3 separate regions of the Mus musculus genome follow, and regions 1 and 3 are each linked to region 2. The links are chromatin loops, found by intact Hi-C in ENCODE. Cell type or tissue: gastrocnemius. All regions are shown on one strand. Links, peaks and the distances in the headings refer to the core of each region. The heading gives the core; the rest is flanking DNA.

Region 1 (7,916 bases), core at 1,970-6,969, 900 kb after region 2:
ATTGCACGTTATTCTCTTTCAAACATTAAAACACAGTAAAATACCCCAAGGCTGAATACTTAGAGAGATGACTATTGTTTCCTGAACAATCTAGAAGTACTCCAGGGACCCACCACCACAAACCTGTGCCTTGGCTTCCAGGCACTCTGAGCAGGACCCAGAGTGGTGGTCTGGATGGGTCAAGGAGCACTGTATGCCGCAGTGTGACAATAACTACCCAAGATCCCTGTAGTGGCTATTCCTAGTTGTCAACTTGACTATATCTGGAATGAACTACAATCCAGAATTGGAAGGCTCACCTATGATCCTAATCTGGAGGCAGAGAGATACAAGTTTCTGACCTGGATCTTGGCATGGAGATCTTGAGGCATAGTGGCTATACATTCCAGAAGATTAAGACAGGGAGATCTCTGAGTTCAAGGTCATCTGGATTAAAGGCTTGGTGGCACACACCTTTAATCTGGGCCACACCAACTGCTGGAGACCTACATAAGGACATTGGAAGAAGGAGGAATCTCTCTTCTTTGCTGCTTGCCTTGTGGGACTGAGCAACTACTAGATCCTTGGACTTCCATTCACAGCTGCTGCTGACCATTGTTGGAGAGTTGAACTACAGATTTAAGTTCATTCCCTTACTAAATAGAGACTACCCAAAAGTTTTGTGACTCTAGAGAACTCTAATACAGCCCCCTGCTTGGGAGCAGGGACTGGCCTTGACCAGGTATGCACTTGTGATTCAACCTTCTGTTGCCCCTTGCTGTTTGCTGGACTCTCTTCCAAGTTTAGAATCAGCTCAAAGCTTCCTTTAAAAGGACAGCTTGGCCCTAGCAGGCTGCTGGAGTGACATGTCAGGCTGTCCCCAGAGCACAGTTGTTTCCCAATAGCCCAAGTCATGCCAAATTGCTTGAGGCTTGTACTGTAGTGCAACCTGAAAATATGTCCTCCCACCCCAATCAGGTAAAAGCTTTCAATGTATTGTAGTGCAGCCGGAAAATATGTCCCCTCCCCTAGAGATAAGCTTCAAAGTCAACAACTACATGGTAGATGGAGATAGACACCCATTCCTTTCTGTCTCTAAGGCCACTACTTTAGGGGCGACTGAATCTCCTAACTTCTCATAGGTCTCATACGAGAAGAGGCACCCACTGCTCTAGCCCATACTGCCTCCTGACTCTAGTACTTGCTATTCTTATTATACCACTGACTTGCTAACTGTGCTCTCCTACTGAGATTCTCAGCCCCGCCTCTGCCTCCTACATGGTCCTCAAACCTCCCTTCCTGTCCTTATCACTCAAAGAGCCAGTCATGTACTGACTTCCATGTCAGAGCAAGAGCTTCCCCTGCCCGTGTCACAGTGCCCTGGTATCTCCTGGAGGAAGGTTTAAACCCAGTGGATCCGTCCATTCCAAAATGTGCCCAACATGAGAAGGTAAGCTTGGGATGAGGGTGTGAAGTGGACATTTCCTTGGTAGTTGACATTTCCAACAGAGGCCACTGCTGGCCTCTCCAAGAAACACATTTTGAGAATATTCGCCACGACCCATGGTCATCAGCTATGACCAGATAAGAGACTAGGGATACGTAATCCAAGCCCTCAAAAGACCCTTGAGTCATCCTCGGTGATAAGATCTTAGGTGACTCAGAACGACGACCACTGTTCACATCATGGAGCTCAATTCTAGTTGTTGCTGGGCCCCAAGGAAGAACTGAGTACAAGGGAAAGAAACAGAGACCAGATAACACACCAATGCGGAAAGCTGACTTGAAGAAAGCCAGGCCAGTTTGCATGGGGAACTGGAGCCTAGCCTAAGCTGGGATGACATCCTGAGGTCCAGGCTCTGAGGGACACTAACTCCGTAAGAAGGAACTGTGTCACCCTCCATACATCCCAGTATTAGATCCATCTCAATGCCACGTGGTCCTTCCTGGCCTCCTGGATGCCTTCAGATACTTTCCCAGAAAGGAGTATCTACCGTGCTCATTAGCATCACCAAGCAGGAGGTGTCTCTTCCTAAAAGGATCTCCACCTGTGACAAGCACATGAGGACACATCAGTTCCCAGACATCTTCATGGGAGAAGATTTACTAAGCTAGTTCTCTTGTCTCAAAATAAAAAGCCAATAATGAAATGTCTACCTTCAGAGATGGTGATGGGAAACCATGTTCCATGTGGTAATCTTTAGGGGGTGATGATACAAAAGCAAGCCTGCCTGGCAGGGGAGGACAACGACCCTGATGTCATGGACAAGACTAGAATTATAGATAGCAGAGGCTGGGGGCACTGGAGAGAGAGGATGATAACCAGTCAGTTCTGCAAGTTAGAGCTGGGAAGGCAGAATACAAATACGTCCTGGTCCTTTGATACACAGCAAGGAGATCGGAAACAGCACCACATCAGACACACCTCACACCTGGAAGAAATGGTTTGGATTATTCTCATCAAAAAGAAGAGAAATACCCTAATTTGATTATTACTCAACATATAAAATGTATCAAGCCTATAAAGATAGGTCCAATTATGTATCTATTAAAAATAAAATTCTTAGAAGGTAGAACTTCAACACTTTGGGACTGACATTCAATGTGTTTCATAGAGGACCCATTTGTCACTGTTGAGTCAGAATTGTCAGGTTCTAACCCCTCGGCTGCCTTCCAGCTCTGCCAGCCCCTGAGACCAAGCCTTGGGACCTCTGGGGACACTGACAACCAAGAACTGAAAGCTCAGGTTCATAAGGAGCATCCCCAGGGATGGAGCACAGCACCTGACTGTGAGAGACCAGAGCTGAAAAGTACAGGCAGGGTAATTCAGTCTGCTGGGCACGTCTCTTCTCTTTCCTGGGTCTTGTAAACGTTTCTCAGCTGAAGCTATTCAGAAAATGAGTGACTAAGGAGACAACCATCAACACACTAGACATTTCCTCTGCCCTTCCTCTTCTGAGTCTCCCAGAATTCTGGCTGCTTCAGGGAGCTGAGTTTCTCTTCAGATCTGCAGTCACCTATAATGGTGGCTCACTATCTGGAAGATAAGAGAGAGAGCAGCTGAGGTTCAGACGGCAGAAATACGGCTTGTGCCTTGCTCGGCTCGTCTTGCTCGGCTCGTCTTGCTCGGCTCGTCACGCGTATTATCTGCTGGAGGAAGTGACTCAGACTGGATGTGAGTGCCCTGTGCTTCGTTATGGCTTCTGAAGTGATCTGGACTCAGACAAGACCCCTTCCCAGGCTCTTTTGAGGGACTTCTTTTGGGGAGGGATGAGAAGCACCCAGGACGGTTACTGTTAAAATTATTTGGGAGTTGTGTAGCCCTCCGCAATACTGCTCTGTTCAGAGTCAAAATGATTTCATTTCCATTTCTTCTCTCAAAGTCAAAATAACAGGTGAGGGACTTGGAGAGGAAAGGAGGCTAGTTCTCCATCCAACCAGCACTGACCCAACTCCCAGCCTACCAGGCCCTGGTCAGCATACGGTGGCCTATTTCCTTAACATTTCAACGGTTGCACAAATTCTTAACACCACCACCACCATCCATCCATCCACCCCACAAATTTTGTGTTCACTGTGTCCGATGCAAAAACTAAGCACAGTGTCTTGGGAGAAAGCCTGATAAACGCTTTTGCCCGTTTTTCATGTTTTCCTGTATTTTCATGAACATCTTTATCAGAGTTCCAAGAGCTGAGCGGGGTGTTGGGGGAAGAGGTGGGGGGGGGATCTTTTACAGATGAGCAAACTAAGATTCAACAAAATTAAATAACTCGCCGGAGGCTACACAGCTCTTTCCCCAGTCATCTTGAGTCACAATTAACTGTCTGGATCCCAGAAAGAAATTGCAGACCAACCACTCGACTACGGGAAATGAGCCGTCTAGAGGTGGCTGCCCTTAAAGGAATGTGGACGGCTGTCTGGGAGCTTCAGCACCCGTAGTGACCACACTCGGGTACCTCCAACCACTCACAGCTCTGGGAGTGTTTAAAAGGACGAAAGGCTTATTCCAAGTAAGCCTTTTATTATCTGAAAGTTCAGAGAGCACGCTAAATACTGCTGGCCAACTGTTTATGAGCACGAACCATCCAAGTTAATCCAAAATGTTCTGCATCTCTGCTTGGGTCAGTGCAAGACACTGCCAAAAGAGACTGGCATTGACCATTGAACCAGAGCCTGTCTCTAACAGAGTTTAAAACAGCCATTGTGCGCACATGCCCCTTCGGGGCCCTATAGATTGCTCTGTTTACTAAATTTCCATTGGCTTCTGGTTTGTATTTTTCTTTTTTGTGCTCAACAAAGGATATATTGTTCGTTACTCAGATCCCTTGATTAAAAAATCCAAGTGTTGAGTAATCGCACTGTTCCTGGCTGTGCTAACCCCTCCCCCTGTTCCCTGATTCTCATCTACTTCAACTTCCTTCTCCATCCATCTCATGGGGAGTGGATCTGAACCCACATCTGTTTGATGTTACTGATACCGCCATACACACATGTGCCCGTAAAAAAGAATCCCAGAAAGACTCGGGGAGGGATGGGGAGATGGGAAGAGAGGGCTGGGTTGCTGGGAACCATCATTCTCCTGATCTTGTCTGCAATGCATGGTTCCACAAAAATTAGCTTCAGGCGTTAACTATTAATGCTGCCCTGGGTTTTAGGTAAGAATTAAATGGCCTAGTCGTTGTTAGTTTGGAAGACAGCCAAGACTGGCCAGCTGCCATCGAGCACCCTGGGAAGACAAGCTTGTATCCCAGACAGTAAGGGCAACACTCGCTATAGTGGGGAGTCACTACTGGGACATGGAGCCCCTATCAGGCAGAAAGCACAGAGGTGCCACAGCAACCTCTGTGTTAGAGGTTTGGTGATGGCATCCTGGAGGTGGTCCTTGTACAAACACAGCTCAAATTTTACCCATGAGCATCCCTGTCATTCACACTATGAAAACTGAAATGGATCTTCAGACGTCTCTGAAGTGCCAGGAAGAATCTCTCAGAAAAGCGATCGCTGCTACCAAGCCAACAGGTGATGTAATCAGCCCAACCAGACAGGGCAACCCCGAGATGTCTCTGAAAGATGAGACACTTTTCTTTATCAAGATGTCCTGGGGGTAAATTTAAACACCTCCCCCATCTCAGCCATTTCAGATCAAGTCACTATTGTTTTCTAGAAAGTTCTTAGGAAACCAAATTAACGCCTAAACACACAGGGAACATTTTCTTGGGTCTGGCTTTCAGGACAAGTTGGGAGTATGTGTGTCTCTATAGCAAACACAATAACAGGGTACCCCAGGGTCCCCAGAAAAGGTGCTTCCTGATAAGGGTCATCATCGTGTCAGCTGTTAAGACGCTGGCTGAGACCATGCGTTCATTTCTCACCAAGGAGACCGCTGTGTTGCCCAACAGGACCGACGGAAACCGTGCCTGAGAACAAAACCAACTTGGCTGAGTTTTGTTACAAAACCAAAATTTAATTGTTCTCCCAGGACATAAAATCCCAAGAATCAGGAGAGTAGGCAATACTGCTTAAAATATTATTTTTATTACACAAATGATGGTATCTCTCACTGGAATGTGATTCCTAGGGAAACCAAGCTAAGCAGGCTATAAGGTGGTCACCTTCCGGCCTTTCCCAGTGAGAAATGTTCATCATGTCCTTGGAAGGGGATTTTTTTTTCCAAAAGTTGGGAAGTGGTGATGTAGCTACTCAAGCTGTGTAGACAAGTGTGTGTCATACAGAACCAGACAGAGTGCTGTTTAAACAAATCTCAGAGATGACACACACTGAGTCTCCCTCTCTGCACCAAGAGCCTTGGGGCTGAGGACCAGATTTCTGTCTGTGTTTGTATCTGCCCTTGTGACCTTCCATGGCACAAGCAGGCCTTGCTTGTCTCTTATCCACAGGAGCCTGGTCACTACCTTAGTGTTCTGATTTTTGACAGAGGTTTTCTTTCCCTTCGGTATAAGTGCTGAAGGCCTCCAACTTCCCGTATTCAAGAATGCAACCCAGAGAAGCCAGTTTATAGCCTTTACAGCTCTCACCACTTGAAAGACTGTGACTGGTTTGAATGATAATCCAATCATTGAAACAACACATACTACAAAACTACCAAGCGTGCACGGGTAGCTCTTTTGCTTTCTTTCCTTTGCTATGACAAAACACCCTGGCAGAAGCAACTTTTAGAGAGAGAGAAGGTTTAATCAGCTCCTAGCTCCAGTCCATTGTGTGGAGAAGTCAAGGATGGGGCTTGAAGCAATTAGTCACACGGCACGGAGCAGACAGGGGGTGGATATGTGCACACCTGCGCCTCAGTTCACTTTCCTGCTCTTTGGTTATTCAGGACCCAAAGCCAAGGAATGGCACTGCCCACTTTTAGGCTGGGTCTTGATACAATCTAGACAATGTCCTAAAGACATGTCTACAGGCCACCCTGGTCTCACAACCTGTCTTAGTCAGGGCTTCTATTCCTGCACAAACATCATGACCAAGAAGCAAGTTGGGGGGGAGGGGGAGAAGGGTTTGTTCAGCTTACACTTCCATACTGCTGTTCATCACTAAAGGAAGTCAGGACTGAAACTCAAGCAGGTCAAGAAGCAGAAGCTGATGCAGAGGCCATGAAGGGATGTTACTTACTGGCTTGCTTCCCCTGGCTTGCTCAGCCTGCTCTCTTATAGAACCCAAGCCCAGGGATGGTACCACCCACCAGGGGCCCTCCCAACTTGATCACTAGTTGAGAAAATGCCCCACAGCTGTATCTCTTGGAGGCATTTCCCCAACTGAAACTCCTTTCTCTGTGATAACTCTAGCCTGTGTCAAGTTGACACCTAAAACCAGCCAGCACACAACCCCTCACTGAGACTCTCCTCCCAGGTGCTTCTAGACTGTGACAAGCTGACAAAGCCAGCCATCTCGAGGATGAAACCTGAGAACAGGGAAGAATTTGGGCCTTAGAGTTGTGTGCAGCATCTTCCAGGCTCTTTATTAAAAATGGTCTTTTCTTCTAAAGGAGCAGCCTTGGCTTGGCTGTTATCCATGGTGGTGGTGGTGTTGTTGTTCATTTATGTAACTGCCTTTGAGCTGAATTCAGGGAGGACTAAAGGAGAAACATGTCTACCTTGTACCAAGACACTTGGCCACCTGTTCAACATGGAGAGGAGTCGCGACAAAGCCCTTCATTGACCAACTGCAAGAAACCCTTCCTTCGGCTCCACCTTCTCTCCCCACCCTTTGGCAAAAACACCGGGTAAAGAGTGCACTTGGTGCCAAGACGTGGAGGTCAACAAACTCTTGCTTTGTCACAGGAACCTGGGAATCAGGTCAAGTGGACTTCAGGGAATGTCAGACCTGCCCGCCCCATGGAGTTTGAGCCTGAGGATTAACAGTAAGAGAGTCTGGAGGATGTACGCCAAGAAGATATGCGGCAGACACCTGATGCCACGACTCAGCTTGGCAACACCTAAGAGGCTTGGCAATGAAACCTCTGTTGACCTCAACCAGGGGTTGTGTGTTTCTGGTCTTCCTCTAGAGTGCTCATCACAGACTCTCTCGCTTGACTATGACAAGCCTAAGCTGGCTCCTGAGAACCCCAGGCCTTGGTGTACACGCCCCTGCTGTTGAGGTTGGGTAGGACTTGTGAATAAATATTGTAGAGAGAATATCGTATGTCTGTATGGGTGTGGCACCTGTCAATAACAAATATGATGCCCTATGCCCTCTCTGATTTCCTTAGGCAGGAGATAGAACGTTAACATCCAGAAAGAGAAAGAATTCTGGGATAGAGTCAGGCACAGGAGATTCACCCAGGAAGATGTGACAAGACATACTAATGGTGTCTGAGCACCAGTAACGAGCCACGGGGCAGAGTGCAGATTACAGTAAATGGGTTATAAAAAGTTATGATCTAGTCAGGGAAGAGCCTAGCTATATGGCCAAGGTACTTGTAG
Region 2 (7,916 bases), core at 1,150-6,149:
CATGAGGATCTATTTGAGGGGCTGGGCCTCCCTCAATGCCTGGTTTTGATAGGCCAAGAGCCATTGTAAATATATGAAACTGTCACTGGTATAGCCGAGAGGTGGAAAGGGAAGGGCTGGCTAATGGAGAGTCAACTGTGGACATCCAATTCTCCCCTAAAGGCAGGGTTGGGAGGGTGCTGGATGCAACAATGAGGACCTGAATCTAGATTGCCAGAACCAAGGGTAAAAAAACAAAAAAATCAAAAAACAAAACAAAACAAAAAACAAACAACAACAAACGACAACAACAACAGCAAAAAAACCAAAAACCCAAAAACCCAAAAAAGCCTTGCATGTGGCACACACACACACACACACACACACACACACACACACACACACACTTGAAGGGGCTGGAGAGATGGCTCAGTGGTTAAGAGCACTGACTGCTCTTCCAGAGGTCCTGAGTTCAATTCCCAGCAACCACATGGTGGCTCACATCCATCTGTAATGGGATCTGATGCCCTCTTGTGGTGTGTCTGAAGACAGCAACAATGTTCTCACATACATAAAACAAGGAAATCTTAAAAAACAAAAGCAAAACAACAGCAGTAAAACAAACAAAAATTCCCAACTACTTTGGAGGCAGGGAGACAATAGCTCCCCAAGCTGACTTTTTTTCCCCCTTCTCAAACTGTTCAGTTTGTCTGAGGAGGGGCACAAGTGGCCGGAGGCCAACACACCAAGGAGTGCTGACCCCAGCTCCCTGCTTCTGGGAAGCCTTGGAGGAAATCCTTTGGCACCAAGCAAGCAAGCAAACACACACCCAAACAAAACAGCAGGAGAAGCCCCACACCGAAAAGTTTCCACTTGCAAACATGTTTTTGTCACGGCCAAAGGTTTAGGATTGCAACATTTTGGGCGTCTTTGGCCCTAAACTCAAGGACTCTGCAGTTTTCCCAAAGCACCTAAAATAAAGAATTCTCTTTGGCAAAAACAGTATGTTTGTAAACAGAACGGTTTTATTTTTGAGAAACTCGATTCCTGCTTAGATGTAGCAGATTCTGAGTAAAGTCCCTGAGGCGATTTTCCATCTGCCTCCCTCGTTCCAGATTGTCCGTGGCGCAGGTAATGCTCATCTCCTTTCCCGCCTGTGTGTGGTTTTCATTAGCTGGGTGTGTGTCTGGAATGTGTGCCTGTTGGCCAACTGCCGGGTTCCTTCTGATGTTGGAGAGAAAGGTCCACAGATGAAGGAAGCCCTGGATGCTCCCAGACTGGGTTTCTCATGCCAGGACCCTGAGGCTGGAAGCATCCTAGAGGGGTCCGACCTCCTCCACGCATGGCCGGAAGCCTGCTTCACGCAGCAGCAACGTCAAGTCTGACCAGTTTGTTTTCTAGCTGATTCTCTAACACTTCATTGCTGAAGATGAGTTCTATCTTTCTATCCCAGCCACCAACGCATAATCTATTTAACACTCTGTCTCTATCAGCCTTGTTTGAAGGAAGGCGGCAGAGTAGCCAAGGGTCCCTAAATGAATAGACAAGGCCCCCGTTGGAGATGGAGATGTCAACAAACGGTTATTTCTCACCCTGTCCCCATGCCTCCTCTGTCTGTGTTACCTTTGTGTGTATTGTCTATCTGTCTCCCTTGCTATCTATTATCTACCCATCCATTATCTATCTGTCTGTCTGTCTGTCTGTCTACCTACCTAATCCATCCATCCATCCATCCATCCATCCATCCATTATCTATCTATCTATCTATCTATCTATCTATCTATCTATCTATCTATCTATCTATATCTCTGTCTGTCTGTCTACCTACCTCATCCATCCATCCATCCATCCATCCATCCATCCATCCATCTATTATCTATCTATCTATCTATCCTATCTATCTATCTATCTATCTATCTATCTATCTATCTATCTATCTATCATCTATTTATCTATCTATCTTTGTGTCTGCCTACCTACCTAATCCATCCATCCATCCATCCATCCATCCATCCATTATCTATCTATCTATCTATCTATCTATCTATCTATCTATCTATCTATCTATCATCTATCTGTGTCTGTCTGTCTGTCTGTCTACCTAATCCATCCATCCATCTATCATCCATCCATCTATCATCTATCTATCATCTATATGTATCTATCCTATCTATCTATCTATCTATCATCTAGCTATATCTATCATCTATCATCTATCTTTCATCTATCTATATCTATAGTCACCTATATCATCTACCATAACTATTATCTATTTACCTATCGTATGTATGTATGTATGTATGTATGTATGTATGTATGTATCTATCTATCTATCTATCTATCACCAATCTATCTCTATCTGCCATTATCCATCTCTATTTAGGAGAGAGAAGGAGTTATGGGAAATAACTTAGAGAATTTGCTCTCTCAATTAGGGAGCCTAGGAGAGGCTGTGATACACAGATAGAGGGCCAGGGAAGTCAGTTGTATGACAATCACAAGTTCAGAGGTTCCGGAGACCTGCAGAGGTGTGGATGGTATAACTGTCAGTCTGAGGCTGAGAGCCCTGTCCTAGAGCCCTGGAGTCTCTGGTGTGAATCCTGAAGTTCACAGCCCATAGTCCTGATATCTTGGGGCAGAGGATAGCCCAAATGGCACCTTCCCACCTCTTGTTCCATTTGGGACATGACGACTGCATAAAGTCCACCCACACTGAGGGCAAGCCGGCTCCACCCAAGCTATGAAATCAGGGAAGTCTTCTGGAACTTTCTCACAGACTGGCAGCTCAGTGATTCCTACGGGATGCCAGACACTGGGGCCTTCCCTCAGCACAAGAGAAAAGGCTCAGAGCCCACAAAGCAGGGGTGGGGGTGGGGGGCTACATATCAGTGATAGAGCTAAAGAATAATCATGCTTTATCCATCATCAGACTTCCTTAATCCAGCTAAGCTGGTGTTCCAAGAACTCACTACCACATTCCCATATACTCTTATCTAAAAGACTAAGATATGACATAATGCATGTATATACACTGTATGATGTGTGTGTATATCACATGTACATACTATGTGTATTTAAAACTCAACAGTTGACCCATCCTGGGTATTTTATTTAAAAGGAATGTTCTGCAGTCTAGTTGTGTCTATTTTCCTTTACTTAGCATGGTTCATGCACCTGTCAATCATGCCAAAACAAGTCTCCAACTCCTTTGTTCATCTGGGTCCAGTAGACCTTGGAAGGAAATGGGGTAGAGAGGCGTCAAAATGCCTCTGCCCCTTTCATCTTGTCAAGGGGCCCAGAGGTCTCCTAGGGTAACAGTGGCAGCAGGATGGCATCTTAAAGACTCAGGAGTGACCAGTCAGGACACAGTGTTAGTTATAGTTGCACTAAGTTCTTTATAAGCACACACACCAATGATTTGCATATGGCTTTTTTTTTTTTCATTTATTAGTGCTATCATTCCCACTGGCTGTGCTTTTTGTAGCTATTTTCATTTTTAAAATCAAACTGTATTTTAAGAACCTCTTCTAAAAGTGAAGGACTTTCTCCTCCTGGATCTAGAACCTTGCGTCTGCTAAGCTTTAGTAGCTGAGTCTGTACTGAGCAGATCCTGGGTGATCTCAGGCAGAGGTTACTGTATCAGCAATTCTTTGTGGCCACTAGGTGGCGCTCATGCGCTATTGCAAGTGGCTGCCGCGCTGCAAAAGTTACTTGGCAAAACTAATTGCCTTCCTTGTAGGTAAACTGGTCCTGTGAGCTGCAAGTGCCTCTTGGGTTATAGATTTCTCAGCCCCCTTCTCTTTCCTTAACTGCCTTCAAGAGTTTTCTTGACTACGGCCTCCTGGCTAAGCATCTAGAGTTAGGTCAAGTGCAAATACTGACTCTTATCATTGGCTGTTCTACGGCCTTGGGATTTGACTTAGCTTCAGTTTTCTCAGCCATAAAACAAGATGAAGAGTTCTACAGTTCAGCAGAGAGTGAGTAGCTCTGTGTTCAAGCACTCAGCATCCTGTGTGTTGGCATCTGCTGTTTTGTCATTTGTTACGGCCTCAGGGATCTCAGAGACGCTGGCTTAAGGACCTGTATTACCAGAATTGCCCAAAGATCTCCATACGAAGTTTCTGAGATCTGCATGCAGACCTTCCATTTCTGAACTTTTGGTGTGGGACCAGGGACTGGATGCCCAGGAGACGACCTGTTGATCTTGAGACTTCCCAGTCTCTACTGAATAAAGCAAATATTTGCCCTTTATAGGTTTATCCAGCTTCTGGTATTTAGTTATAGCCACAAAACAAACATAAGCTATCATAGCCTCCATCTGACAATGGATGCTGCTGGGGCTGCCCAGCTGTGTGGCTTTGCGGTCACTGAGTGACTGGCCATGGCTGGGTGTTCCACCTCTTCCAGTTGCCACGAGCAGGCTTGGAGTCTTTCTCTTTAGTGCTCTATAGCCCTTGCCACAACTTTCCAGTTTCTACGATCTCCCACCATGCCGCCGACTTGCCACGTTTCTCTAATACCTATTTATTTTTAGAAAGGAAGGAAGTGTGTCTCTGTTCATGTACGTTTGAATACAGGAAACCGCCATCAGGAATGTGCACCGACAGGACCCATCCTCTTCTCCCACACTGGTATACCAGAATTCTGTTCTTGGTTGTCGTAGTCCTACAGCAGATCCCCCAAACTCCACAGTTCTTGTGCTGGCTTCACCGCGATACTTTCTATCACGAGGGCCGCTGGATCACAGGGAGGAGCTACTGGGGCCGGCCACTTGCCCTGTAGCCTGGACCTTCTGTGGACCCTTTCCACTCTTTCCTCTCCCATCCGAACTGGCATCTTCTGTATTGTTATCGGGTTATAGGGTATGAAAAGTGTTCCCTGCTGGGAAGTCAGTGTCTCTCAGACCCCAAAGGAATCGACTAGGTGTGGTACATCCTCTGTCTAGGAAGACCAAGAGGCAGTAATTTGTTCTTCCCCTTGGCTAAGGTGCCCCAGCATGCCCTGGAACCCAGACCTTTTATAAGTGATGGCTGGGCTCTCAAATCCCCAGCAACATTACTTTTTTTATTGCACGAGTGTGACTTACCATTTTTGCCACGTCTGGTTCACATGATATCTTCTCCAGGCTGCCATTCTTCAGTGGCTCAGCTGGGTCTTGTCTCCTCAGACTATATTATGACAGGGGGCAGGGAGGGTATTAACACAGCCCTGGATCAACACTGTAAGGGAATACTATTGTCTCTTCTGAGCAAATATGATGGTCCCTGACCCTTGTTTTTGGCAGAGATGAAAAGAACTTGCTCCCCCAGATCAAAGGCTGCACGCCATGTACCTGAGCCTGTGATCTGTGAGGACGGAGCGTCTGGCAGGAGGCCTTGCAGCAGCTGGGGGCTACTTGTCTCAGTGGACACTATATGATCTCCCAGGACCCATCTGTTTCCCATAGGGAGTGAGCAGACTGTTTAATCAAGAAGTGGTTGGGTAGGGGCTGCCTGTGTGCAGCCTTGATGCTAGGGATTATTCTACACTTTACAGATTCTGATTCCTGCCCCTGCCCCTGCCCCTGCCCCTGGCCCTGGCCCTGCCCCTGCCCCTGCCCCTGCCCCAGGATGGGAAATTATTATGGCTTGGGCTAGAAGTGTTCTAAATAAAACCTTCCCCAAGCCCTGTTCACACACCAGAACACACCAGAAAACCCAGTGTGGGTATTTACCACTGTCCAATATGTATGTTGCTAGAAAACATCAGACACCTGGGGAAGCAGGTGGGTTCCTTAGCTGGTGGACCCAGCAGGCATCAGCCCTCGTCTTGTTGGATAAGAGTGATGACGAAGGAACGGTGGCTCGTGTATAAAGAGAGATTGTCAGGTTTTTAGGATCACTGTCTGCCATTTTGGGTCGGAAAACTTATTTAGGCCTGGAAATTGGACTAAGAACCCTCAAAAATGTGACCCTTATGTATCAATAGTCTTTAAAGAGGTGGTCACATTAAACTGAGGCCATTAATGGAGACCCTTATCTGAAGAGTTGATCACCCAGAAGCCAAGGAGAAACTAGTCCTGCTGACATCTTGTGAGATGGTTAATTTTGTGCCTATTTAGTTGGATGAAGACATGACCGCACAGCTGGTAGAACCTTTCCAGCATATCTACAGGAGGGTAGCATTTGGACAGACTGAAAGAGCTCGCATCAATCCCCACAGGCACCACCCAGTCCACTGAGGGTCCAACAGATGAAATGCTGACTCCCTCTTATCTTTCTGTGAGTGGGGACACCCATCTTTTCCCACCCTCAGACACTGGATCCTCCATATCCGAGTTGCAGTCTAGATTGCATACTGGCAATTACTGCCTTGTGCTGCCTCCCACCCCCATATTATGAGATCCTGTCTTCACAGCCAATCGCCGTGCACACATTGCTCTATGTGGGTTCTGCTTAGCTGAGAACCCTGGCTAATCCACTTGACCTTGGGCTTGTAGCCTCTAGGACCATGAGATGATTAAGCCACTTCATATGGCAGCTCACGTGTGTCAGACCAGATGACACCACCCTGCCAACCTTCTTTCCTGTTGTGTCTTATCATGGAATACCCAAGACTGTGTTTATAAAGAACAGAGGTGTCTTCATATCCCTAGAGGCTGGGATGTCTAAGGACCAAGAGAGCTCGCATCTGACCCAGGCCTCGGTACTTTGTATTGTATGGGGGAAGCTTAATCGGAGTGCGAGTTGGAAGGAGAAGAGGTGCTTAAACTCGCTTCCATCACAAAGCTACTTCCTTAAAGAAGGTTCAGCCTCTTTGAGGCCCTGCAGACAGAGTCCCGGGACACTAACACCTTCAGGTCAACTTCCCAATGCCTGAAGGACAAGGTTTCTGAAACAGGAACCTTATGGGATGTGTTAAACCACAGCGGTGGGCCCCATCCTCACCCTTTTCTGCTGTATGAATGCAGGAAGGCCTTTCCCTTCGGTGACCAGGAGGCCTCTGGGTTTGACCCATGGCGATGTGCTCAGCCTATGTCACCCTCTGTCACTCCCAGGCAGCTTCATCAAGGTCAACCTTCTTTTCTCTGTGTTTTTCTCAAGCAGCTGTGGCCAGCAGTGGCCGGTGTAGTGTAGTTTCTGACTCTGACAGACCACCATGGCTGCTCCCAAGGAGGGGTCACTCTGGTACCTGGGCCGTGGACTCTGAGGGGGACTTAGCTCTCTGGGTGCTTGTAGGGTACCCTTCTGTGGTTCAGGAAAGAATTCATCAGGAGGGGACAGAGGTGTCTGGAAGATGCTTTTTTCTGGGAAGCAGCTGGGGGTGTGGCCTTCAGTGTCCTGCTGAGCTGGGGCTGAGGGTCAGGCTGCCAATCAGCCCATTGTTTTCTGTTGTCACAGAAAAGCTGTGATCTTGGGCCAAGTGGCTCCTTCTGCAGGCAGCCTTAGCATAGGATAGTCCTCCCCAGATATCCATCCCAGCACCCTTTAGTTCTGAAGGAGGGTGTGGGGAAAGCAGAAGGTAGCCATGGCTGTAACCCAAAGGTTTGCTGGGAGAGCTTTGAACTTCATAAGGGCCAAGGTTAGTGCTAATGTGTCTCCTGGCCCTTGGGAACAGAATGTCAACACTGCCACAGAACCAGGACCACACTCAGGCCTGATGGGTCACGCAGAAGTCCGTTTCTCTTTCTTGAAAGGAAGTCTTTTCTAGGGTAGCATCTCCTAGGGGGCTTAGAGCACAGGTCAACGTCTCTTCTTGATTCGAATCAGAGCCTCCACCTGCCGCTGGGCTGTCATTGAGCCAGGAGTGACACTGAGACAACCTAGCTGTCACTGTGCTTTGGGGGCTGGTAAAGGTGAGTCAGAGAAGTGCAGACATAGACACAACCGGCTCACACAGGTCTGAACTGCACACCCCCAGCCTCAACCACAACAGAAGCTCAGCCCTGAAAGGCCAGG
Region 3 (7,916 bases), core at 1,903-6,902, 630 kb after region 2:
CCAGAACCCGAGGGAGAGAAATCAGAACCAACGCCATGGACTAGACTTCCTGCCTGCTCTTTCCAGAAATACAGCCAGTTTCTAAATGGTCCACGGGAAGAAAAAAAGAATACAAAATGAAGGATACTAAAACACACACTGCATCATTTTAAGTGCCAATATTTTGTTTCTCATTGTACTTAATTTGTTTTTGAGATTTTAAGGTTCTTAGAGAATTTTATCCTACATAGACAGGACTAGGTTATATTATTTCAAAGCAAGGGGCTCAAAAGTGAACACTGCAGGCCTGGAGTCGTACTCCTGTGAACTCAGCAAGTAGTCAGAGGCAGGGGGATTGTGGTTTTAAAGTCAACCTTACCTTAGATATGTAGTGAGACTCTATCAAGACAAAACTGGAGTCAGGCAAATGGCTCAGTGGGTCAAATGCTGGCTGGGCAAATGTCAGGATCCGAGTTCGAATCTTCAGAACCCATTAAAGCCAGGTGAAGCAGAGTGAATCTATATCCCAGTGCTCATAGAGTGACGTGGGAGGTCGGACATAAAACACAACATCAAACAACAAAGGGAGTCTGCTTCAAACAGTGTGGAAGGCAACCACACACACAGACACACATACACAGAGAGAGAGACACACACACAGACACATACACACATACACAGAAATACACACACACCACACAAAGTGACACTTATGATTTCTCTAACATCAACTACAAAGGCTGTTTTCAACTCCAACCTCTATGTCCCTGGCACCTCTATGTACCTGGCGCCATGCCTGTATGATACTTGGCAAGTGTCCATATTAAAATTCACATGTTGGATGTTTCCATATTAAAATGCCAACCACAATTCTCTCTTAGTTCATTCAAAAATCATTTTGCATAGTCCAAACAGTTACTGATCCTCATGGCACCCCAGTCATAAAGGTGGCGTTGTGCCTTGTTTTGTGGAAGGCTGTGCATTTGACTGACAATGAAGGGGGAAAAGTGGCAACACTCACAGTAAAAGTCCCAAGTCCGCAGAACCAAGTACTCACTGAACCCCAGATCAGACGTGGAGCCTTCTGACCCAGTGAACTCTGGCTTCTCTCACAGAAATTTGGGTTTCCCTTGGAGTTCTTTGCATGATAGGATTAGCCTCTATGCTAGGCTGGGAAGCTGAGCACTACTGACTCTCTCCATTGTTTGACCAAACCGTGAACACTGTACATTTCTACCAAAGTGGGTTTGGCTTGCCTAGGTTTGCCCTCCTGGTAGCAAGCGGCAAAGAGCAGCAAGGCCAACACTCTGTAAGGAGAGCTACCCCAAACAAGTTCTCTGGCCTGAGGCAGGCCTGAAGTGATCGGATGCTCCAGTGGACAGTGACCAGCCTCCCGGGTACCTGTGGAAATGCATCGACTGTAGCAGGAAGCGTGAGTAAGTCGTTGGAGATGTGGACAAAAGACGAGCCCTTCCTCTGATCAAAGGTCAGAGAAAGGCATCAGGGTAGCTGTGACTGCAGAGCGTGGGAAGGACCTGGGGGTGGGCCAGCCGATAGGGAGGGGGGCGCTGCCATGGCCACCTGCAGGGCTGGCTGCTGTTAGGATTCTCGGTGACTGCCTGGCACTGATCGCAGCACTCCACACACATTCAAAACTGCAAAGTCAGTGAAACCGAGAGTCCTGATGCCCCTGCAGGAAGGAGGCCACTGTTGAGCCAGGTGGTCACCAGCGAGACAGCACCCGAGCGAGCAAGAACCTTCTGCACAGAATGTCAAGCTGTCGAGCACAACGTGAGGGGTTCAGACCGCCTTTGACAGTGCCACCGTGAGATGTAAACCAGAGCTTGGGGGGGGGGAGGGGGCTGCTGTGTGGGACGTCTGCCAGGGCAGCAGGATGGGAATCTAACTGCCTCGGTCACTATGGATGGGGGAGCAGGTTCCAGGGTGAAACGGTGGCCTTCCTCCTTCCTTTTACTTCCCAATGCTGGAGTGTCCGAGTGAGGCTCCGTCCTCTCTTTCTCTCGGGAGTCTCTTCCAGCGTCAGTGTTCACAGGAGTTGGGGGCCAGGGACTGCGACTGATTCTGACTTGGGAGACTGAGGATAGAGCCAAGGCTTCGATCCCTGGCAAGTTCACACCGGTCATAGCTGCTGCTTCGGGGTCTCTGGATTACAGCAAAATGACTCGAAGTCTTCACTATAAACCTGTCACTAGATGGCTGTCAAATCTTTAGACAGTGTTCTTTTAACTTGGTTTCGATGCTTCTCTTCCTTCCTCCCTCCTTTCTTCCTTTCCTCCTTTCCTCCCTTCCTCCTTCCTTCCTTTCTTCCTTTTTTCTTTACTTTCTATTTCCTGCTTTCCTGGGTACACTATAATGTTATCTAGGAAGGTCATGGAAATAAGTATTAAAACCCCTCCTGGCCATCCTGGCCCTCCTGGTCTTCTAGGGACCAAAATTTACACTTTTACCCAAATGAGGAAAACTTCAGGACTGTACACACACATGCACCCATACACACACGTGTGTGTGCATGTGTGTGTGAACACGAGCACATGCACACGTGCACGTCACACATACATGCATCTATCATAAAACACACATGCACATACCATATACAACACACATACATGGACACATACACACACATGCATATACATGTATATACCACATCCCTCACACCTCCCCACATGCATGCACAAACACCCCCTACACCACAAACACATTTGTACATACAAAATACACATGCACACACATAAACATACCACATGTGTACACCACAACACACACACACACCACACATACATGCATATACTACGCACACACTCACACATATACAACTACACACATGTACACACACACCACGCACACACGTGCACATGCACGCACACAAACATGCACATGTACACGTGCCCCCGACTCTAAGTGTCCAGAGAGGAAAGCTGGTAACTAGTAAAAGTCTCAGGTTCTCCAGTCAATTTAGCTGTCAGAACTGCCCGGAGCAGGTTCTGTTCAGTCCACAAAGCTATGCTATCTGTACATCAGTTATAAATCCCCGCGCTTGTTGCTAGCATAACACAGTTTACAGCTCCTGCCTCTGTCTCAGAGCAAAGATATAACAGATCAAAAGCATCATGATAGGTCTGGAGAGAGCTCAGGGGGCAAAGATGGCCTCGCAGGGGAGTTTGACCCCTAGAATCCACATTGAGGAATCTGCACTTGTAATCCCAGCACTGGGTAGGCAGGAACAGGAGGATCTCTCGACTCACTGGCCAGTATAGCCTAATTAGCAAGCCCCAGGCCACTGAAGGACCCTGTCTTTAAACGGAAAAACAAAGAGGCTAGCACTTGAGAAAGACCTTTGGCTTCCACACACTGGGCACTTACTTGAACACAGACATGCATGTACCCACACACATACAGAATCTACACTCTATAGAAATTATTTTGCATTAGTGTTACCATCTGGGGATTTTTGCTACTGACTAATTTGAGGGTATTCATCCATACCCCTGCTTTCTGTCCAGAGAATCTGTGTATCTATGCGTAGACTTCAGAAGGAGCACAGAATAACCATACAATGAAAAACCCTGACCAGAGAGAGTGTTTTAATTGGATGGAGTTGCACACAGCACTCTCGACATTAATTACAGGGTTATGCAACCCTGCATCTTTCAACCTTCCCTGGTATTTTTATAGGGCCATTAACAAAGACACCTGAGCGTTTCTCCACCCCGCCCTTGAGAGTGGCATCTCAGTAACTTTGCCAATCAGAGGATGAAGATTGCTGTGGCATTATTTGGCAGAGCCACAGTTCCCTGCAGCAGCTCCAGGACGGTTCCCAGGCCGGCAGCCTGGGGTCTGAGTCAACAGCAGGAATGAGGCTGGCAGGGTGGGTCCACCGCTGCCTGGAGAACTTAAAGAATCTTCAACAGCTCTGCCTAAAATGGGATTAAGCACTTCTTTAGGCAGTTCAGAAGTGACAGACGTGTCTTTTTGTCTTGGGCTCTCAAGGAAGTGTAAAAGGCAGTTTGCTGGCAGCCACTGAATCTCTCCTAGCCATTATGGCCTTAGAGAGCGGCTTTAACTGCTGCTTCCTTGGTGAGCCCTGCAGTCTTGCTTGGACTTCCATGACTATCATCACAGGACTCACCAGGGACTCCCGCCTTTGTAGTCTGCCCCCTGCTGCCTCGCTGCAGCCAGGACCCAGAGGTGACAGCCTGCAGTGGGACCTGCAGGCCAGAAGTGGACCAGAAGGCTATCCTGAAAGCTTTCATCTGCCCGCCTTGCCCTATGGAGACCCCCAAAGGCAGAGAAATTCTGGGCATCTAAACCATCCTTGTGGGCATGAGGACGCTTAAGGCTAAAAGCATCTGGGAATTTCTGAAGTGAAATGACTACAGGATTAATCGGAGTGGACACTTAAGTGTCTCGATTTTGGGAAGTGAGTCACCTTCAAGAAGCCAGCTGCAGCTACAGGCTTGGATCCTGGGATCTCTCCAAGGCAGAGCAGGGGTAGAAGATAACACAACCTGGCTGGAGATCCTACTAGGGGATGGGGGCAGGGGTGGAATTTGTTTAAAAGCAACAGCACAGAGACTTGAATAATGGGGATTATATTAACAAGGGATTTGAATAATGGGGATTATATTAACAAGGGATTTGAATTGAGAGGCAACGTGAAGCGCACGTTGTGTTTAGATATTAATAAGCTTCATAAAAGACGGGCAGCCACTGTTTTTCAAGTGTGAGCCAAGTGTGGGTATTGGCTGCTAACTGCTCAGAGAGGCTGGGAGAAAGAAATGCCTAGGTTTCTAATTCCTGCCTAGGTTAAAATAGGATTAAGTAAAAATGGAGTCTGGTCCTTTGGAAAGACCTGTATCATTAATACCCTGGGTCTCTACTGTGTGTGCAAAATTATCTCCATGAAAACCAAATGAGAGTTCCCTCTGGGGCTCAGACTTAGAGAAGTACCTTGCATGCCTGGAATTTGGGACCCAGGGCTGGCACTTGGAGCTACGCTGCTCAAGGCCCAGCCTCTCATCGGGCATCACCTCGAAATGGAGGGAAACTGAACAGAGGAAAAGGAAGACCCAAGTAAGGAAAGGAAGGCCAGGCCCTGCCTGGGGATCCCAGGAAGACTAAGGCTTCACTTCTCAGCAAGTAAAACAGATAGAACGAAGAGGTCAATAGGTGGAGGTGAACAGAAGAGCTCACACCCACAGAATCATCTTGTCTTTATTGTCTGTCCCCTGACCATGTGACTTCTGGAGGCTGAAGGGCTGTGTAATATCCCCCTCCGGGGGCTGGCCAGGAGGAGGCAGGATCTTGGGTAGTCACAAGTTACTCTTCATGGATTCAAAGAGTAATTATCCCTAGCAGGGTGACTTGGCCCATTTCTTTGAGTGGAGCTCGGAAAGGCTACCAGTAGGCTTTATTGGTACAAACAATGAACAGATAGCTGCCCACAGGCCACAGCTCTGCTGAGTGAGGAAATTCTCCTCCTTTGCTCTCCACAAAACTTCCTAATGCAAGCGAGCGTGGGAACTGGTGCCAGTGTGAAGAGAACGCCACTGTTTCCTCTACTTACCAAGAGATGTCCATGCTAAGCCTATCCGCCAAGGGGAAAGCCAAGGACAACATCATTTGGGTTTTGATCAAAGTGGTCTTTTCATCCCACAATTAAAACGTGTCATACTGTTCCCAAGCTTTGAGATGTCAGTAGGTTGCCAGCCTAGCCCTCCCAGGATCAGCCACTCACGGAAAAGGGCTCTTGGTCTTCTTTTCTAACTTTTCTGTCTCACTTGCTTTCACCAAGAACCCAGCTCTCCCGAGCTGGTGCCCAGCATTTAAGTGATGAGAGCCGCATCCGGGCTCAGCAGCAAGTTGGTGCCAACGTTGAATTGCTGTTGAATAAACAGCAAGGCAATCTTTATCTAAATAATCAGTTGTTCCTCAAACCACAAATAACAACAGGATCTGAAAGCCACCAAATCCGCACAGGACAGAGAGAGCAAGAAAAGACTGAGGCAGGGGATTTCTGTTTGCTTGTTTGTTGTGCTTTTTTTTCTCTTACAGCCCCTCTCTGCTAAGCTCTGCTCAACTGTTTCCTTACACAGCCTGGGGGAGGGCAGGTGGAGGGCAGGAAGGGCATAGCTCAGAAAGTTTAAAAAAAAAAAATTGACATCACTTAAGTCACGTGATTGGCAAGAGCCAATGGCGGTGGGCTGTGGAAAGGGGAACAGTTAAATTTGTAATTTGGGTTGTGTGAAAACTTCTTTGGACCTCATAAACAACCACAGAACCACAAGTTGGGTAGCCTGGCAGTGTCAGAAGTGTAAGCCCAGCACAGTGGTCAGCAGGCAGGACGAATCACACTGAATGCAAACCACAGGCTTTCGCAGAGCGGTGAGCAGTTCAACCCACAGCATAGGCGGTGCTTTCGTCTTTTTTTTTTCCTTTTTTTAATCTTTAACAATTTGAATATTTGTTTCTGCAATAATTCTTTCCCCCACCCCCACCCCATAGGACCCATGGAGTACCAGAAGTGTTAGGGTTGGGGGTAGAAAGAGACGTGGGGAGCCATGGTGGGAGGTGAGGTCAGAGTAAGTGACATTTCTTGGTTTTTGCTCTGAAGGTGAAAGAAATTATAGAATCCCCCGCCTTCAGGAGAGGTGCGTTTTCGAAAGGAAACGATGGCTTCAGACAGCATTTTTGAGTCATTTCCTTCATATCCACAGTGCTTCATGAGAGGTGAGTACGCTGGTCTTTTTTATATCTGATTTTGCTCAGCTTTGCGCAGACTAAGATGGCAGCCCGTGGACCCTCCGGTGCCTGCCTGAAGTCCCTGCCTGCTTGTGGGGGGAGGAATTCAAACAGAGGCTGTTGACTCTGAGACCACGAGATTATTATTTGTCAGACGCCGTGCTGCGGGGATGTTTTAATAAATGCTTAGGCTGTTGAAATATTTGGTCGCTGGGTGAAAGTTGTGTCAAGTGCTCTGAGCCGCTCTCAGTTAAAGTCCCAGAGATTAGAAGGCTGGCGCGGAGGACACTCTTTGGGTTTTATCTGGCTGTGCCTTGCTCTGAATGATTCGCTTGCACTTACTCTGATGGCAGCAAGCTGTCTGGCCCTGGTTCTGAGTTTGGCTTGCCCCTGGGTTTAGCAGGCTCAGTACTTAGCTGGCCGGAAGAGCCGGTGCCAGCAGAGTGGTCTCCGAGAGGCAGCTCACAGGTATACCTTGGATCAGTGCGGAGATTTCAGGGCCAAAGTGGCAAGTCCACAGAGGGCAGGATTTGGGCAGACTCGTTCTGGGAAAAGCCATCAGAAGATGCTGTGTTGTGCTGTGGTTTTTCTTTCAGCCTCAATTGAAAGAGGCAGCCGGCATTGCTCAAGACAGAAAGCCAGCAAGTTGTGGTACACAGTCTCTCTCAGAAAGAACTATGAAGCCATTTCCTAAGTCCACGCACTGTCACAGCAGAAATTACTAGATTACAGACTTATGGGTTGGCACCACGTAGGTCCCTGAACCTTCCTGCATTTTTTACAGCGGCCTTATGGAACTTACAATGCTGGAGTTCAGCCATAGTGCCCATGTGGGCTTGGTGGGTCTTTCAGGATGAGGACTGAGCTTAAGTAAAGAAAAACAGTGGCATAAAGAGCTCACAAAGACGTGGCCGTGTATCAGGACGTGTAGCTTGTGGTATGATGCTCTGGCAGAGCTAAAATGGAGTGGGATGGGATGGGGAAGAAATCATTTGTTTTCTGGATACAAATTATGTGCACACCCAGCCAGTATCTGTGAATCATTATTTATTCATACAGCCAAATGAGTAGGGGAATTCGAGGGCTTGCTGGCGACTTTGTCACAACAAAGGCTATTGAGGTTGTGATGGTTCATCTATGCTGAAACGTGAAAACTGGAGGAAGGTGTGTGTGTG

Evidence for each region. Hi-C counts contacts between places; a loop is a spot of excess contacts. Peaks named below come from ENCODE experiments on the same cell type or tissue, not always from the same donor. Only the 100,000 strongest peaks of a DNase experiment are listed, where the experiment ranks them.
Region 1: it touches region 2 in a loop (2.5-fold over the local background); 25 of 42 quality-filtered maps call a loop at or near these places.
Region 3: it touches region 2 in a loop (1.8-fold over the local background); 6 of 42 quality-filtered maps call a loop at or near these places.

What each region holds. Positions count from the first base shown.
Region 1 is chr16:92,548,204-92,556,119 of GRCm38, reverse strand. No RefSeq gene overlaps it. Among named protein-coding and RNA genes, the nearest start is that of Gm30224, 44 kb to the left of the region's middle. In gastrocnemius, for the core only: no CTCF peak of the experiment used is centred there; a DNase peak (open chromatin) is centred at 4,685.
Region 2 is chr16:93,450,174-93,458,089 of GRCm38, reverse strand. All of the region lies in intron 1 of 1700029J03Rik (RIKEN cDNA 1700029J03 gene), which reads left to right. Among named protein-coding and RNA genes, the nearest start is that of 1700029J03Rik, 4.7 kb to the left of the region's middle. In gastrocnemius, for the core only: a CTCF peak has its summit at 3,638 (motif pointing right); DNase peaks (open chromatin) are centred at 1,223 and 3,649.
Region 3 is chr16:92,824,402-92,832,317 of GRCm38, reverse strand. It overlaps Runx1 (runt related transcription factor 1), which reads left to right and starts at 6,244. Exons shown (of 8, transcript NM_001111021.2): 1 at 6,244-6,384; 2 at 6,614-6,729. The coding sequence starts at 6,672. In gastrocnemius, for the core only: a CTCF peak has its summit at 4,162 (motif pointing left); no DNase peak of the experiment used is centred there; H3K4me3 peaks cover 631 bases; H3K27ac peaks cover 330 bases.